Linked DNA regions of Homo sapiens: region 2 is linked to region 1. Evidence: chromatin loops called from intact Hi-C (ENCODE). Cell type or tissue: endothelial cell of umbilical vein. All regions are shown on one strand. Links, peaks and the distances in the headings refer to the core of each region. The heading gives the core; the rest is flanking DNA.

The links. A loop is a pair of places that touch in the nucleus more often than their neighbours do. Peaks named below come from ENCODE experiments on the same cell type or tissue, not always from the same donor. Only the 100,000 strongest peaks of a DNase experiment are listed, where the experiment ranks them.
Region 2: it touches region 1 in a loop (5-fold over the local background); 2 of 110 quality-filtered maps call a loop at or near these places.

What each region holds. Positions count from the first base shown.
Region 1 is chr10:14,072,416-14,078,020 of GRCh38, forward strand. The region is part of intron 2 of FRMD4A (FERM domain containing 4A); the gene reads right to left. It overlaps FRMD4A-AS3 (FRMD4A antisense RNA 3), which reads left to right and starts at 1,869. Exons shown (of 3, transcript NR_120638.1): 1 at 1,869-2,411. In endothelial cell of umbilical vein, for the core only: no CTCF peak of the experiment used is centred there; DNase peaks (open chromatin) are centred at 426 and 2,206; H3K27ac peaks cover 2,260 bases.
Region 2 is chr10:13,981,753-13,987,357 of GRCh38, forward strand. All of the region lies in intron 2 of FRMD4A (FERM domain containing 4A), which reads right to left. Among named protein-coding and RNA genes, the nearest start is that of FRMD4A-AS2, 7.0 kb to the right of the region's middle. In endothelial cell of umbilical vein, for the core only: no CTCF peak of the experiment used is centred there; a DNase peak (open chromatin) is centred at 3,019; H3K27ac peaks cover 2,300 bases.

The sequences.
Region 1 (5,605 bases), core at 236-5,235:
CTACTTTATAAACATTATTTGGAAAATTAAAAGTCGAAAATATTATAAGATTAAAATTCTGTGAGTTGGAGTCAACTTGTCTTCTAAAGCCTAACGCTTTCTGAGCCTCAGTTAAGTTACCACAAGAAGCAAGCCACCAAATTTGCCATCCAGAACTGTGATGCATGCTCTCATTTCCAGCAAGATGTAAAGCAGGGTTTTCATAACTGTTGAAGCTGCATCACAACCATCTCCACAAAGGACCATTTATCAGTTATTTTGGGAAAGGGGAGGGTTTTTTTAGAAGAGAAGAAACCACGCTAATAAGCTTTTTGTCTGCAATCATTTCCCACTGAGATTCCATATCAGTACATCTCCATTTGCTACATATTTAGCTTTAAAGGAAAATGAGGTGAGATGGAGATATTTGAGTCATAAAAGCAATAAAACGTGCTTCCGGAAAATAGCTTTCCTTTCAGTCCCCAGACCTGCACTTCCCAGATATAAAGTTTGTTTCTTTAACAAAAGTCTTGGTCAAGTATAGCCAGGCATACTGATTATCAGAGAAATATATACATATGTTTATAATTCATATGAAAGGAAAGAGAGAAAGAGCCAAAAAGAAGGGATAAAAAAATAATAGCTTTAGAAATAGAGAAAAGAAACAAAAACAAGACATACACTACGAGAACCCCTTGTAACCTGCACCCTTACCAGCTGTCCAGGAAACCCAGGGTACCTCCATCTCTCAGCTCAGAGGTTGGTGACAGGTGGTGTCTTTTATTCATATGCCCTCCCTGGGGCTCTTAATAATTGGTGTATTTCTTGTAGTCCCTTTAGTAGGCTGGGGGCAGTAGTGGGAGTGAGGGCGAGTTGGATGCTGGCTTGTTAATGGAGCTGAAGGGAGGGCTACAAGGTGACAGATGGGATGAAGCTGGAAGCTTCTTTGGTGGGAAGGGAGGGTGTTCTAGGTCATGAAGAATTAGATCCATTGAGTTGCTGCAAGAAATGTCCCATTCCTTGAGTTCCTAGGTGATTGACTTAATCTGCCCATCAGTCTTTGTGTGGTTGGTTTTGTGGTTGTGTGGATAAATCTAGACACCAAGGACCCTGGATATACCCTCCCAAAGCAAAATAACACTGGGGGCTGGGGTCACTTATTACTTGGCTGGTGTCCATGATGGGAAAGATCTCAGGGATGATGGCTGATGTTGTTGGCATTGTCTTTGCTTGTCCAAGGGCTGCTGTAGAAGAAGCGAACGGAGTGAGGGGAAGTCCAGGGGTATGAATGTGTCGTGTTCATGGGTTTTTCACCACCACCGGGATCCTGTTGTGACCTACCCACTGGTCAAGATGAAATCCCTAATAACTTAGGTGTTAAAAGACTGGAGGTTGCCCTGTATAAATTGGGTCACCAAAAGTTCCTTTTAAATTTTGCATAGGGCGGTGGCTCATGTCTGTAATCCCAGCACTTTGGAAGGCTGAGGTGGGAGGATCACTTGAGGGCAGGAGTTCAAGACTAGACTGGGCAACATAGTGAAACTCTGGTTCTACTAAAATACAAAATTTAGCCAGGCATGGTGGTGTGTGCCTGTAATCCCAGCTACTCGGGAGGCTGAGGCAGGAGAATTGCTTGAAACCTGGAGGCAGAGGCTGAACAGAGCTGAGATCGTGCCCCTGCACTCCAGCCTGGATGACAGAGCAAGATAGTCTCAAAAAAAATTTTTTTTGTTTCATATGTAGTACCATAGCACCAAGAAAGTGCTTAGGTGGTAAGTACAAAGGTGGCCAAGGTGAGTTCTGACAGTACAGAATGGGGTTTCCATGGAGACGGCAAATAATGAAGCAGTGGATGGGGGAGGGGGATGTATGCTCCAAGGTTGTGCCCACTCGGCACGACCCAGGTTCCATGCTACAGGCCTCTACTTGTCCAGACCTGAGGGTCAGATTCAGATGGTGCAAATGTTTAAGACCTGGGTCTTCAACGAGATGAATTATCAGCTATTTCATAGCTGCAGTGTTGGATATGCCGAGACGATAAAAGCAACAGCAATCAGAATCAACAGTTGAAACGACATGGCAGACGCTGTGAATGCTATGAACTGCTGTGCTGAGCAGCAGGATTCCTGTGTCCTGGCGCAATGCCCATGGGGATTCATGCTTTCAGAGGGTCACGCCTCAGGAACACGTAGAAGGGCAAGCATTTCATCTGGCAGGGCACTGATTTAATCTGCACGCATGTTTGGCTGTAAAACTAGCTCCTCCCCCTTACCATTTTTGAGTCGCTGCCGGACTCAAATTCCACAGATTCTGGAAGGTGTCCAGGAACTCGTTGATTTGTCAAACTTATGGCTACACACAGCTGGAATGGAGACGGACTCCACTGAGGAGACTCATACAGGACAGGAGGGAATTTTAAGAGGATAACCCTGGTAAGCCATGGTGGATTGGGTGATGGGAGGCTGTGTAAGAAAAGCTCTCTGACCTTGACTTCCAGGAATTTACTCTTAGATGGTTTAATCTAGATACTACCAGAGCTTGTAATACAGAAAATCCTGCAGGTAGGGAGAAGAGATTACCCAGAATTAGTTGACAGTCTATGTTTCATAGAGTAGAATCAAAGAAAGATGTCCTTATGAATTAAAAAAGCAAGCAAACTATGGTAACTTGAACCAGTTTCCAGTGCTAACGTAGCACTGCCAAGAAAAGACACTGTAAGGTCACCACTGGTCACTAGATACAGCTTGTTTTAAGTTACAATCACATTTACATAAAAACAATAAATGGTCTACATCACCTTGAAAAATGGTTTTTCCTTCCAGTTGTAAGCACTTTATGTCCTGGTGAAATGCTGCTCATCTGATTATTTTACTATATTGAGAAGAGGAAAGGGGAGGACATATTATTTTCTTAACACCTAATGGATCCAGACACATGTTAAATGCTTGACCTCCACAACCATGTTTAACTGTTAGAACAACATGATGTGTGTGTGGTTTATTATTTCTATTTTCCAAATCAGGAGACCAAGGTCTATAGAGATTACGTAGCCTTCCTGGGCACTAGGAACAGGGACAGAACTGGAACCTGTGCCTATCTCTTTCTGTCGTTGCTCCTTCCAACATATCATGTTGCTTCTCAAAACCAACAGTGAAAAAGTATTCTTTAGCCTAACCTGAGCTGAAATGGCTTAGATATGAAAGCGTAAAGTTTCACTGGCTGTGCATGATGCAAATTTCTTAAATATAGGCAAATATAAGCATGTGTGGGTATAATTTCTGTATTATGTGTATACCTTTATATCCATATGCTGTATAGTATGTGTGTATACATATAGTGTGTGTGTATATTTTATATTTATACACACACATATGTATATGCACACACACACACATATATATAAACCATTAATCTAGGAATCAACAAACCACATCTGATGATATTTCTGCATTGTCATAAAGCCGGAGAGAGAAGCTTCCCCCAGTTACAGGAAGAGATTGTGTGATTGTGTCTGTGCTTGCTTTTTCCTAATGTCTGCATGTTGGACAGAACTTGGCCTAACTCTCATGTTCATGGTAATGTAGCATCTATTTTGAACCACAGGAGGATGGAACATTGACCAGAAGAACCTGACCTTAGTTGATGGCAACTCTGTTTTATTTCCGCTGCTCACCTGGGCCTCTGAATAACCGGGTTTCATTACTACAAGGCTGGCTCACTATGCACCCCTTCACCTGTTCATTTGCCCAGTGTGTGTCTAACCCAGCCATCCACAGCTATGTCATGAAGACCTGTGCATGGATCCCCACCTGCCTTTCCCATGTTACCTGCGAGCTTACCAAAGACTTGGGATTTTTCCAGCATGGTGAAAGATGAAAATGTGCTTGGGTTTACTTTGTCATTTCCAGGGCTGGGTTAAAGCCATCATGTAATGAAGCCAGATCCACATTAAAATGTGGATCATGGCCAGGTGTAGTGGCTCATGCATGTAATCCCAGCACTTTGGGGGGCCGAGGCAGGTGGATCATGAGGTCAGGAGATCGAGACCATCCTGGCTAACACAGTGAGACCCTGTCTCTACTAAAAATACAAAAAATTAGCTGGGTGTGGTGGTGGGAGCCTGTAGTCCCAGCTACTCGGGAGGCTGAGGCAGGAGAACCGCGTGAACCCGGGAGGCAGAGCTTGCAGTGAGCTGAGATCACGCCACTGCACTCCAGCCTGGGCGACAGAGCGAGACTCCGTCTCAAAAAAAAAAAAATGTGGATCATTGTTAGATGCATTACTATGAACTTTGGGGTGGGGGAAAGGGTCAACGTGGAAAAACATCCAGGCATTTCCCTTTTTCTACACTTGTCTGTATCTCTCCCCAATAATTCATTACTTGATTACTTTCCTCATTCATTCATTCCACAGATATTCCCTGGCCATTGAAATCAACTACTTGTGTCAGAATACAAAGCTACATGAGATGTGGTCCTTGTCCTCAATAAGCACACAAGTCAGGGAGTTGGAGGGGAGATTATGAGTAAGGAAGAGATACAGAGGTGAAGAGGGGAGGTGTCCAAGCTGGAGGGTTCTCAAGGGAGAGGGAAGAGTCTGGAGGCTTACAGAGAAGATAGCTCTTGGGGGTTTTGCCCTTTGAGCCTCTCACAGAGGTCCTGGGCCAAGGAGGACTTTGCGTTTTCCATCAGGGTCAGCCTGGTGTCACCCAAACACCTAGAGGAGTGAGGAGACACCAGAAATCCCAGATTGTGTGACAGCACCTGGGTAGGCACTGCAAGGGACTAAAGATGCTACTTGCAACCAAGGATGATCCCCAAGACAAAAAATATGCATTATAAGAATTATATTTTGGTCCTCAAACTTCTGGTTCTATAAATGCTGTTCTCACTGTCTGGGAAGTAAGATTTGGACTTGGCCAGTGGAAATTCAGTTTCTTCATTTGTCACTCGATGCCTGTGAAAACTTTGCCAAAAGCCTGACTTCTTGGAGCTTTGGTTTTCTCATCTATCAAGTGAGAATACTAATAATCATAACAATAATGCCTACCTCACTGATCTCTTAGGGTTGTTATGAGACTTAAAGTGTGCTGTGCAAAGTCTGAAACTGTGCCATAACTCTTTACGGTCATTATTATTAGTATTGGCAAAAATGTCCATTTCTGCACCCCCTTCCATTTGAGTGGTGAGCGTTTTCCTTGCCCTGCTATTAAGAGGTCACTCGTGTCAATGCTGAGAGGCCCATGGAAGCCTGACAGCTTGATGTTGCATCTGTGAGAAGTGATTCATTGGAGCAATCTCCCCTTAAGTTCTGATGAATGCATTAAGTTTTAGAAGGAAATCTGTTTGAATTGTGGCTTGATGTCTAATGCTTGGAGGATTATATAATTGAATTGTAGATGCTAAATTGCATCTTCTGAAATACTGAGAAATAGTCCCATTCTCATATAGGCTTAACATCCATCTAGAATATTCCAATTGCTTGTTACTAGGAGATATGTGTGTTACATGGCAAGCATGTGCTCATGTGGACTCACCCACCTGTGAGGATGGCATAGGTGAGGAAAGAAGAAGATGAGAAAGGTTTTATAAGGTAAACTCAATTGTGAAAACTATTACATGATGGT
Region 2 (5,605 bases), core at 305-5,304, 91 kb before region 1:
AAAAAAAAAAAAAAGGGAGGCCAAAGCAGGCTGGAGACTGCTCCATCTCCCTGTGACTGCAATTTTCTGTTCTTCCTGTTAGGGCAGGGGGTCAAGCTCCCAGTGGGGATCCAGTGACCTGCAGGTAGAAGCAGGTAGGTGTGCAGGTGAGGAGAAAGTGAGGCCAGGTTACCTGCCGGATTATATGTATTGGGGCTCAGAAAATGTTACTCAAAAATGAAAGCCTTAGAAGCAGCTCTCTCTGACCTTTTCCCATCTCTGATCCTCCCGTCTCTGGCCCCTCATCCTCCCACAGGCGTAGCCATACAAACTAGAATCCCTCTTCCCCAAGGTGGTTTCTGGAAACCAGAACCCTTTTTTCCCAAAGCCAGCCATAAAACCTAAAAATGTCACTTGAAATTTCCCCTTTTACATCTTTCTATGTTAAAGCTAAACACAAAGAAATTCTCAGCTGGGCATAGTGGCTCATGCCTGTAATCCCAGCACTTTGGGAGGCCAAGGCAGGAGGATCACTTGCGCCCAGGAGTTCGAGGCCACCCTGGGCAACATAGGAGGACCCCATCTCTGCAAAAAATAAAAAATTAGCTGGGCACGGTGGCATGCGCCTGTAATTCCAACACTTAGAGAGGCTGAGGTAGGAGAATGACTTGAGCCCAGGAGGTCAAGGCTACAGTAAGCTGTGATTTCACCACTGTACTTCAGCCTGAGAAGGGAAGGGGAGGGGAGGGGAGGGGAGGGGAGGGGAGGGGGGGGAAGGGATCCTCTGACCTACCTTGTTTGACTGTAGGTCATAAGACCCCCATTCCAGAGAGGGTCCTGCCCTATACCCAGAAGGAAGGAACGCTGCTCAGAGAGGCCAAGAAGAATCTAGACAGACAGGCCTTACTGGGTCTTCCCACTCAGTCCATTAGACACATTTTGTCCAGTTGTATTATCTACATGGCTGCCCATACTTCACTGAACCTAAGCATAAAAATAGACAGTTTGCCTGTATCTTTGGGTCTTTATTTTGAAGGCTCCTGTGTCGCATAAAAGTATGATCAAATAAATTTGTATGCCTTTTCCTCTATGAATGTACTGATTTTGTCAGCTAATTTTCAGCGAACTTTCTGAGGGCAAAGGCAAAGATTTCTCCTCGCCCTACAGGTGCATCAGCCAACAAGAAGTCCCTCTATTTGCAGGTCCTCTTTGTCCTGTCAATTTCTTTCTTTTAATTTCTTTTTTCTTTTTTTGAGATGGGGTCTGGCTCTGTCGTGCAGTGGGAAGATCTCGGCTCACTGCAACTTCTGCCTCCTGGTTCAAGTGATTCTGGATTCTCCTGCCTCGGCCTCCCAACTAGCTGGGGCTATAGGCGTGTGCCACTACACCAGGCTAATTTTTGTATTTTTAGTGGAGATGAGGTTTCACCATGTCGGCCAGGCTGGTCGCCAATTTCTGACAGAGGCCAAGTGTCCCATATAAGTGAAATATTTACTTAACCCAAGGCTCAATGTGTTCCTAAATTTGCAAGCAGTCCTCTTCCTCATTTGCAATAAAGCAAAGTTCATCCTCCCCTGAGCCGAGGCAACCGTGAAATTGACAAGCCAGGAGCTGGGAAATGACCGATGCAAAGAAGAGCAATGCCCTTTAACGCTTCAATAGAAAAAAAACGTAATTACATCCTCCTAGGCCATGAAGGCATTGAAAATCTATAAGGACAATGAGCTTAGACTTGATTGTTCGAGTCATCAAAAAAACCCAGAATATATATATATTTTTTTCCAGAAAAATGTTTCTGGGTAGTATAATTTGAGGTAAATTATACTAAAATATAATTCCCTAGAGAAGAAGGAAATTGGTTTGAGGTATTGGTTATTTCCCTCTTGTTGCAGAAACAAAAGTGGTGATTTAGAATTCAGAGACCAGGAGATACCTAGGAGGTGAGAGCCATCTGTTAGATCTGTTAATGTTTCTTAATAAACTGGGGGCCGGGCGCGGTGGCTCATGCCTGTAATCCCAGCTCTTTGGGAGGCCGAGGCAGGCGGATCACCTTAGGTCAGGAGTTCGAGACCAAATTCGCCAATGTGGTGAAACCTCGTCTCTACTAAAAAAAAAAACAAAAATAGCCGGGCATGATGGCGGGCACCTATAATCCCAGCTACTCGGGAGGCTGCGGCAGGAGAATCGCTTGAACCTGGGAGGCAGAGGTTGCAGTGAGCCGAGACTGCGCCACTGTACTCCAGCCTGGGTGGCAGAAGGAGACTCTGTCTCAAAAAAAAAACAACTGGGAACCACGGCTCCTCACTCAGCTGGAACTAGGGGTCTCGGTAGTGAGCCACTGATGAGGGGCAAGTCTGAGGGCCCCTTCCTGAGTCTGACCACGGTGAAGTGGCCTGGGGTGCTTTCTGCAGGGGGCACGCCAGCTCCTTCAGCAAAACCCAGGACAGATTTCAAAGCGTTAAAACCAGAGCAGCCCACATGGCGGGGTTTTATGAAGTCGAACGTGTGTCCAGAGCCCAGGGGTGAAGTTTCCCCTTGTGGCCAGGTGAACAGCCCCTTCCTCATTTCATGTGTGATGGATGGAAGCACCTACCTGTGGGCATCCAACCCCCAACCCTTTCAGTTCCAGATACTGACCTATTTTTATTGTGGTAAAATATACGTAATACAAACTTTACAATTTTAACCATTTTTAAATGTGCCGTTCAGTGGCATTAAGTATATTCACAGCGTTGTGCAGCCATCTCCAGAAGTTTTTCAGATTGCAAAACCGACCTCTGTACCCATTAAACAGTAACTTCCTATTCCTCCCCTCTCCATCTTCTGGTAACTCTGTTTTGCTTTCTGTCCCTGTCGGTTTGACAATTCTTCGTAGCTCGTATAAGAGGAAACATATTATTTGTTTTTTTGTGACTGGCTTATTTCACTCAGCATAAGGTGCTCAGGGTTCATCCGTGGTGTAGCATGTGTCAGAATTCGCTTCCTTTTTAAGGCTGAGTAATGTTCCATTGTATGGAGAGACCACATTCATCCATCAGCGGGCACTTGGGTTGTTTCCACTTTTTGGCTACTGTGACTCACGTTGCTGTGACTAAGAGTGTGTAAATATCTCCCCAAGTCCCTGCTTCCCATTCCTTTGGGGATTTACCCAGGAGTGAGACTGCTGGATCCCATGGCAATCCTGTGTGTAATTTGGGGGAAGCTCTGTGCTGTTAGATACTGATCTTTCCCACCTACTATTTCTGCCACAGGCAGCGCTTGCTCCACTCCTGAAGCAGGCAGGGACGCTGCCCACAGACATGCCTGCTGACATCTAGGAGTGGCTTAGCCTCATGAGCCCTGCTGGTGTGGGCTTCAGGTAACCCTGTGCTCCTTTGACTCCCAAGGTGGCTGGCTCACCCTGACCTTTCCTCCGTCTGCTTGGTTTGCCTTCGCATTCCGGGCTGGAGTGGGAGCTTAGCTCTGAAGTCCGGCTCACGTGTTTGGCCCCTAGGCCCCAGCCTCGCCCTCGGGTGTCCCTCCTCCTGCATACTTGGGGCTGGCTGATCTGCTCACTGGGACCCTGGAGCCTTGGTGGTAAGGTCAGCTGGTCTCTCTACTCAGGACCATGGGACAGGGAAGGAGGCTGGAATGGAGGACGCCTGCTGAGCACCTCCCACTGGCCTTGGGTGGTTTGAGGGGTTGGTGGCTACAGGCTGATTCTGGCTCTAGACTCATTTAAATCTCCTTGAATGTAGGTAGTCTTCAGGGAGTGGGTGTGAGTTCAGGTCAGGCCTAAGAGCCTGGAAAGCCAGGCATATGCTAAGGTTGGGATGCCGGAGAGAGAATAGGATCCTTTTAGATGTGAAGAAGGGCCCTGAGCTGGGAGCAGGGTTAGCAAAAGCCAGCCATGGAACCATGTCGCAGCCCTGGCAGGCACCAGTCTCCACGGGAAAGCAGAGAACAGGTCCAGGCTGAGGGCATAAGCCCACTGGGTTGGCCTGGGTTTGGGAAGAAACAACCACAGCCTAGGGCACAGGAGGGCCCCTGGCCCATCCTAAGCCTTTGACACAAGCTTTAGAGCAGGTTTACACTGCTCACTAGCGTACAGCCGCCCTCTAGAAGTCTGCCAGCCCTGGCGATGCTGATTTAGGAACTGAGCAGGCTGGCAGCTTTTCACACCTGCAGCTGGGAGGGATGAGAAGGTGCAATCTGGCAGGACAGCACCAACTGGCTCCAAACGAAGCCCCTCCCCAGCCCCACTGTCCCGACACTGCAGCCACCCGTGGCTTTGGTCATCTCTTTTGTCTAGAACTGAGAGTTTCTAGGGGCTGCTTGGATTCTGCACAATGACTGCAGGCTCCCTTCCACAGGCGTAGACATTACAGCCACGGCAGCAACCCTCTCCCACCTGGGTCCTCCCTTCCTGTGGTCCCAGGGTGTCAGCCCTGGCTGCCCATGGGGGTCCCCTGGGAAGTTTTAAGAAAGTATGTTTATTGCGGCACTATTCACAATAGCAAAGACTTGGAACCAACCCAAATGTCCAACAATGATAGACTGGATTAAGAAAATGTGGCACATATACACCATGGAATACTATGCAGCCATAAAAAATGATGAGTTCATGTCCTTTGTAGGGACATGGATGAAATTGGAAATCATCATTCTCAGTAAACTATCACAAGGACAAAAAACCAAACGCTAAATGTTCTCACTCATAGATGGGAATTGAACAATGAGAACACATGGACACAGGAAGGGGAACATCACACTCTGGGAACTGTTGTGGGGTGGGGGGAGGGGGGAGGGATAGCATTAGGAGATATACCTAATGCTAAATGACGAGTTAATGGGTGCAGCACACCAGCATGGCACATGTATACATATGTAACTAACCTGCACATTGTGCACATGTACCCTAAAACTTAAAGTATAACAATAATAATAAAAATAAATAAATAAATAAAATAAATATAAGGAAAAAAAAAAAAGAAAAGCTTTTCCCTGCACCCCGCTCCTAGAGATTCTGATTTTATTGGTCTGGGGGAGGGACTCAGTATTGTTATTTTTGAGAAGCATCTCAGGGTTTCTAGGGTACAGCCAAGGAGAAGAACCACTGCTGTAGACCCCTAGATCACCAGGTCTTGGTGGCTTGCAGATGAGTTCTTCAATTCACAATGGAACCTAAGGGTTTCGGTCAGTGGTTCTCATACCTGTATGAGAATCACCTGCAGGGCATGGAAAAACATGTCTGTAGGGCCTGGGAATTTGCATTTCAAACAGGTTACCAGGAGAGGCTGATGTTCTGGCTATGTGACTACACTTTGAGAGCCATAGATCTAGGCCCTCAGATCTCACAGATCTCATAGATCTAGGCTCGTAGCTCAACCTTAGTTCTTGGACTTAGGGTGATTGAGAGAAATAGAAGCAAGCTGTGTCCGTCACTGTACTTAATGTTTACAGCTTCATATTTTCACATGGCTTCGAAAGATCTGCCACTTTACCTCTGAACTATCGTGGGATAGAAACCCCAGCAGAGCAACTGGCCCATGGAAGGAGTTAATAAACGATCCTTCCCCCATATGCAGAATGGAAAATCGACTCTTAAGAAACTTCCACCCAACTTTTTCCCACCCCTCCCATGAAA